Regions from separate parts of the Homo sapiens genome. Here region 1 is linked to region 2. A link is an interaction called in ENCODE POLR2A ChIA-PET data of the cell type or tissue named here. Cell type or tissue: PC-3. All regions are shown on one strand. Links, peaks and the distances in the headings refer to the core of each region. The heading gives the core; the rest is flanking DNA. Region 1 overlaps NR5A2 (nuclear receptor subfamily 5 group A member 2). Region 2 has its middle 150 kb from the start of NR5A2.

Region 1 (2,827 bases), core at 274-2,773, 200 kb before region 2:
ACTGAATGAAAGAAGGAATCTTAAGAATATCTGACCTACCCTATGGTATTTAAACTGTACTTTATTATTATTATTATTATTATTATTATTATTATTATTATTTTGAGATGGAGTTTCGCTCTTGTTGCCCAGGCTGGAATGCAATGGTGTAATCTCAGCTCACTGCAACCTCCACCTCCCAGGTTCAAGCGATTCTCCTGCCTCAGCCTCCCAAGTAGCTGGGATTACAGGCATGAGCCACCATGCCCGGCTAATGTTGTATTTTAGTAGAGACGGGGTTTCTCCATGTTTGTCATGCTGGTCTTGAACTCCCGGCCTCAGGTGATCCACCTGCCTCAGCCTCCCAAAGTGTTGGAGTTACAGGCATGAGCCACTGTGCCCAGCAATACTGTACATTGCTATACAATATTGCTGTACAATACTGTACAATACTGTATATATATATACTTCAACTGTGTAAATGTAAAGCAATCTGGAGAGTTCATATTGCTTAGTAGGTCTTTACGATACACACATGGCGAAGCCTTTCATTATCTAATGACAATGAGGAGGCTGTACAGGAATCCATAAAATGCATAAAAATTCTTATCTCACCATTTGAAATGGTTTTTAAAATGTACACATATATGTAATGTATGGATTACTTATTACTTGTGTGATAAGAACTTTAGAGGCAACATCAAATGAGCATTGTATTGAAAATTACTTGGACAGCAAATGATGACATTTGTTACTTAAGAAAAGCCAGTTGGAGTTAACTTTTTAGGATGAAATGAATTGATTTGAATTTCAGAAATAAATAAGCTGAGTATTATAAATTTTTCTTTAAATTATTTTTCTTCTTCTGTGACTACCACATTTGTAGGTAAACCCAGAAAAATAAAATTGCTTATACAATAATGACAGTGAAGTCTCAAAACTACTTTACATTGTTGATAGTTTGATATCTGTAACCCATTGTCTTGCTTAACCTTACTATTAGAAATATGAGTTCTGAAAAACTTCCATAGAAAAACTGTGACATTTTTATCTTTAAATAAAGATAAGTGTTATGATTTTTAAAAATCAGAATTTCAGTCCAAAATCTTCTAGACTGAAAAACTCAGAGACATATAGCCTTAGTTTCTTAGGGTATATGTTGGAAGGGTCATCTTAGTTCCAGAAAAAAAATTAAATGCTTTTCAGGTAGGTTGCATGCCTTTTTAGGTTAAAAACACTAATAAATATGTAAGACCTTTGTAGATGCACAGCAGGTGTTTTGAGGGCTTTACACTGAAAAGCTGACAACTAATTATAAAAGCCTGACTGGACTAATCAATTATTCAGATCAACATTAGATGCCTATTATATACAGAAACATGGGAATTATATCTCCCTTAATTAATATACTAAAATCATGAGTTTAAAACATTCTAATGTGAAATGTGAAGACATATAAGTCTTAATACTAAGACTCATTCCAAATAATAAGTATTTGTAATTTGTTGCCTCTCATTCAAGAATTAAATTCCTATTGACCCTACATTAGTCACACAAAAGACATTTTTTTCGGTTTGACTCATATGTTTGTAATTTGTTTTATATTCTTAAAATGAAAAACGTGAACCAAATAATTGATACAAAGTACTCTGTACAAAGACACCAATGGCCAGATGATGCAAAACACCTAATGTGATGTTCTTCTCATAACAGCAGCAACAAAATATATTTTTTGTTCTTCAAGGAACTTTTAGAATTGTATACAAAAATATGATCATAATTTTTAGAATGTAAACCTATTCATCTTTTAAATAGTGCATCTGTTTTATCCAAGTCTGTTTTAAGCATCTTTCCCCTAATCAGGAGATTTTTTCTAGAGTAATGAAAACAAAAATTTCCTCTTACAAACAAGCTTTTGGGAAGCAGTTGCCTGTCAAATAGATACTGCTTCTTCCCTCCAATGAGAATGCTGTCTCTGGCATTTGGGGTTGGTGTGGAGGGGAGGACGGGGTTGTAGCAAGTTCTTAAATAGATTCAAACCATACGAAAACCAGAAATAGATGCAACCAGACACCTGCTGACAAACAGTGACAAATCCCACTGACACTGCGGTGACCCCCTGTTAGCTGAGATTTAATTAAGGGGCATAATTAAGTCAGTAGAACAGAACACTAATGAGTGGTGTTTTTTTTTTAATATGGGTAATTACACGTAAAAATACAAAGTGTCAGGGAGACCTAAATATATCATTAAAATGAACAGTATAGAATAACAAACAGAGTGCTAAGTATGCCTCTTCTATTGCTGTTAAAAAAAAAAAAAAGGTAGACTATGTTTCAGGTTGAATAATACTCAGGCAAGTTTATGTTGGCTTCATGCTGGGAACATTTGTTATTCTAATTTTGCAACAATAAGCGACTATGTGTATTGAGATCCTGTTTTCAATGCAGATTCCATTGCCTTTGAAGTCTTTCTGCATTTAGCATTTTGTCCAACTGCAAATGAGCAATTAAGAGGCTGTTTGCAAGTATTTGGCTTCCTATGGATCAGCTTATGGAGGTGTCCATCTGAGCTGGGAGACTTTGACAGATGTGGAAGACAGGCGGGCATTATTTACTAATTCGGAATGAGCTTTCATTTTAACCAGTTATGTGGTATGCTTTGATTTGATCTCTGCTTTAGGCATTGATATAACCCACAGGACTGTGGTCTACTGACTGGGAAATACCACAGAGGAAGGGAAATAGGACTGAAATAAAGTTGGTAACTTTTCAAACATGAAAATGAGGCATTTAGGTCACAAGCTGAAATGACGAAAACAACTACATTTTATTCTGTGATTGAAAAG
Region 2 (2,827 bases), core at 304-2,803:
GAGGAGGCCAAGTCAGGCTGGAAAGGGAGCAGGTTGAAATGAGCCGATACATGTGGAAATAATATAGAGTTCATCCTGAAGAGAATGGAGCTTGCATTGGGAAGTAATAAGGTTAGTATAGTGGGTTGTGGTTAGATAAAAAGGGCCTTGAAAATTCCTAAGGATTTGATTCTGTGGAAAATGGGTTTTGGAAGAGCAAGTGACAGAATAGTTTAAGAAACTGAATCCAGGCTGGGCACGTTGGCCCACACCTGTAATCCCAGTGCTTTGGGAGGCCGAGGCAGGTGGATCACCTGAGGTCAGGAACTGGAGACCAGCCTGGCCAACATGGTGAAACCCCATTTCTACTAAAAATACAAAAATTAGCTGGGCATGGTGGTGCATGCCTGTAATCTCAGCTGCTCAGGAGACTGAGGCAGGAGAATTGCTTGAACCTGGGAGGCAGAGGTTGCAGTGAGCCAAGGTCACACCACTGGACTCCAACCTGGGGGACAGAGTGATACTCTGTTTCAAAAAAAAGAAAAAAAAAAAAAAAGAAAATTAGTCTGGTGTTAACGTGCAGTACAATACAGTGGTGAACGGTCTGGGTGCTGAATGAATTAGGCACACTGCCTTGGCTATTTATTTGCTGTGTAAACTTGGCGAGTAATTTATTCATTCTGGTCCTTATTTCTCTCATTTAAAAAATTGATTTTTTTGATTTTTAAAATGATTTATTTTAATTTTTAAATGGACAAATTGTACATTTTCATGGGCTACATAGTGATGTTTCAATAAATATAGTGTATAGTGATCAGATCAGGATAATTGGCATATCCATCATCTCAAACATTTACCATTTCTTTGTACTGGGGACATTTGATATCCTCTTTCTAGGTATTTGAAACTATATAATATATTATTGTTAACTGTAGTCATCCTACAGTGGAATAGAACACTAGAACTTATTCCTCCTATCTAGCTGTAATTTTGCATCCTTTAACAAATCCTTACTTATCCCTCCCTATTCATCCTTTTTCCATCCGTTTGCCAGCCTGTGGTAACCTCAGTCCTACTTATTACTTCTATGAGATCAACTTTTTTAGCTTCTACATGTGAGTGAGAACATGTGATGTGTGACTTTCTGTTTCTGGCTCATTTCACATGGCAGGATTTCCTCCAGTTCCATCTATGTTGCCACGAATGACAGGATTTCATTCTTTTTTATGGCTGAATAGTATTCCATTGTGCATATATCCCACATTTACTTTATTTGTTCATCTGTTGTTGGACACCTAGGTTGATTCAATAATTTGGCTATTGTGAATATGGCTGAAATAAACATGGGAGCGCAGACTTCTCTTTGATATAATGATTTCCTTTCCTTTCGATAAATGCCCAACTGGGGGATTGCTGGATCATACAGTAATTCTGTTTGTAGTTTTTTGAGGAAGCTCCATACCGTTCTCCACAGTGGGTGTGCTCATTTACATTTTCACCAACAGTGTGTGACAGTTCCCTTTTCTCTACTTCCTCACCATCATTTGTCATTTTTTGTCTTTTTGACAATAGCCGTCCTAACTGGGGTGAGAAAAAAAATTTTATTTTTAATTGTGATTAAAAAACACTGCTCCTTTATTTTTGAAATGGAGGTATTAAATAATAACACCACCTATCTCTAGAGCTATTGTGAGGAGTGAATGAGGTGAATTATGTAAAACACTTGTTACTTACAGAAATGCCTGGTGCATAGTAATCCTTCAAGGTACACATAGCAAAAAATTTTATCTGAAAGGGAAGAGATTAAAGAGAACAAGACAGGGAAGATGATTATAAATTGGTTGAGTTGGTCAACTAGTGCTTTCCTTATAAATAGCTCCATGGTTACTTTTGTCATATTGTATTATTTATATGTCTGATTTGAACTCATTGAAGGCAAGAAGTAACTCCAATTATAGACTGGTGTAGGATATATAACTAGTAGACGGGTTCAGGACATGTTATGTACATACACTAAATGCTTGTTTAATCCATATTGAGATATGGACTCAGGTGATCAGAGTCCACAGAAAGGGATGAATAAAATAGACCTGATGGGGGAAGAATTAATTATCCTTAAACAATCGAAGCTGAGAGGGGAGAGGCAAAAAGAACAGCAGAGATGGTTCCAGGGTTTTGACTTGAGTAACATAAAATGATTACATTTTTACAGAAGAAGGGAAGTCAGCAAATAATGAGTTTTGGAGATAAAATAGTGAGTTTGATTTTATTGCAGTTACTTCAAAGTGAGTCAGTCATTAATTTATTTATTCAACAAATATGATTGAGTTTTTACCATGTGTGATCAGGTACTTTGTCCACATTATCTTTATAACATAAGATAGTGTGTGCAGGTCAGGAGTAGTAGCTCACACCTGTAATCCCAGCACTTTGGGAGGTGGAGGCAGGAGGATCACCTGAGGTCACGAGTTCAAGACCAGCCTGGCCAACATGATGAAACCCCGTCTCTATTAAAAATACAAAAAAATTAGCCGGGCATGGTGGCATGCACCGGTAATCCCAGCTACTTGGAAGGCTAAGGCAGGACGCTCACTTGAACCTGAGAGGCGAAGGTTGCAGTGAGCCAAGATTGTGCCATTGCACTCTAGCCTGGGTGATAGAGCAAGACTCCATCTCGAAAAGAAAAAATAGTGTATGCCTTTCCTGTTATGCATTTGTCAGTTTCTTCCTCCTTTTTGCTTTCTTTCAGTTTCCTTTTGTTTTAATTGTCAGAAAAATGGGTTTCTTTTTTCCTTTTTTTTTAAGTTTCAGATATTTATTAATCAGTGTGATCTCCAACACATCAACA

Evidence for each region. ChIA-PET counts read pairs that join two places held together with the same protein. Peaks named below come from ENCODE experiments on the same cell type or tissue, not always from the same donor. Only the 100,000 strongest peaks of a DNase experiment are listed, where the experiment ranks them.
Region 1: POLR2A ChIA-PET joins it to region 2 with 8 read pairs; 2 of 35 experiments call an interaction of 5 or more read pairs at or near these places.

What each region holds. Positions count from the first base shown.
Region 1 is chr1:200,081,243-200,084,069 of GRCh38, reverse strand. All of the region lies in intron 5 of NR5A2 (nuclear receptor subfamily 5 group A member 2), which reads right to left. Among named protein-coding and RNA genes, the nearest start is that of NR5A2, 55 kb to the right of the region's middle. RefSeq lists enhancers at 1,900-2,585, 2,586-2,827. In PC-3, for the core only: no CTCF peak of the experiment used is centred there; a DNase peak (open chromatin) is centred at 1,539.
Region 2 is chr1:199,877,662-199,880,488 of GRCh38, reverse strand. It overlaps the pseudogene LOC107985114. Among named protein-coding and RNA genes, the nearest start is that of NR5A2, 150 kb to the left of the region's middle. In PC-3, for the core only: no CTCF peak of the experiment used is centred there; no DNase peak of the experiment used is centred there; H3K27me3 peaks cover 504 bases.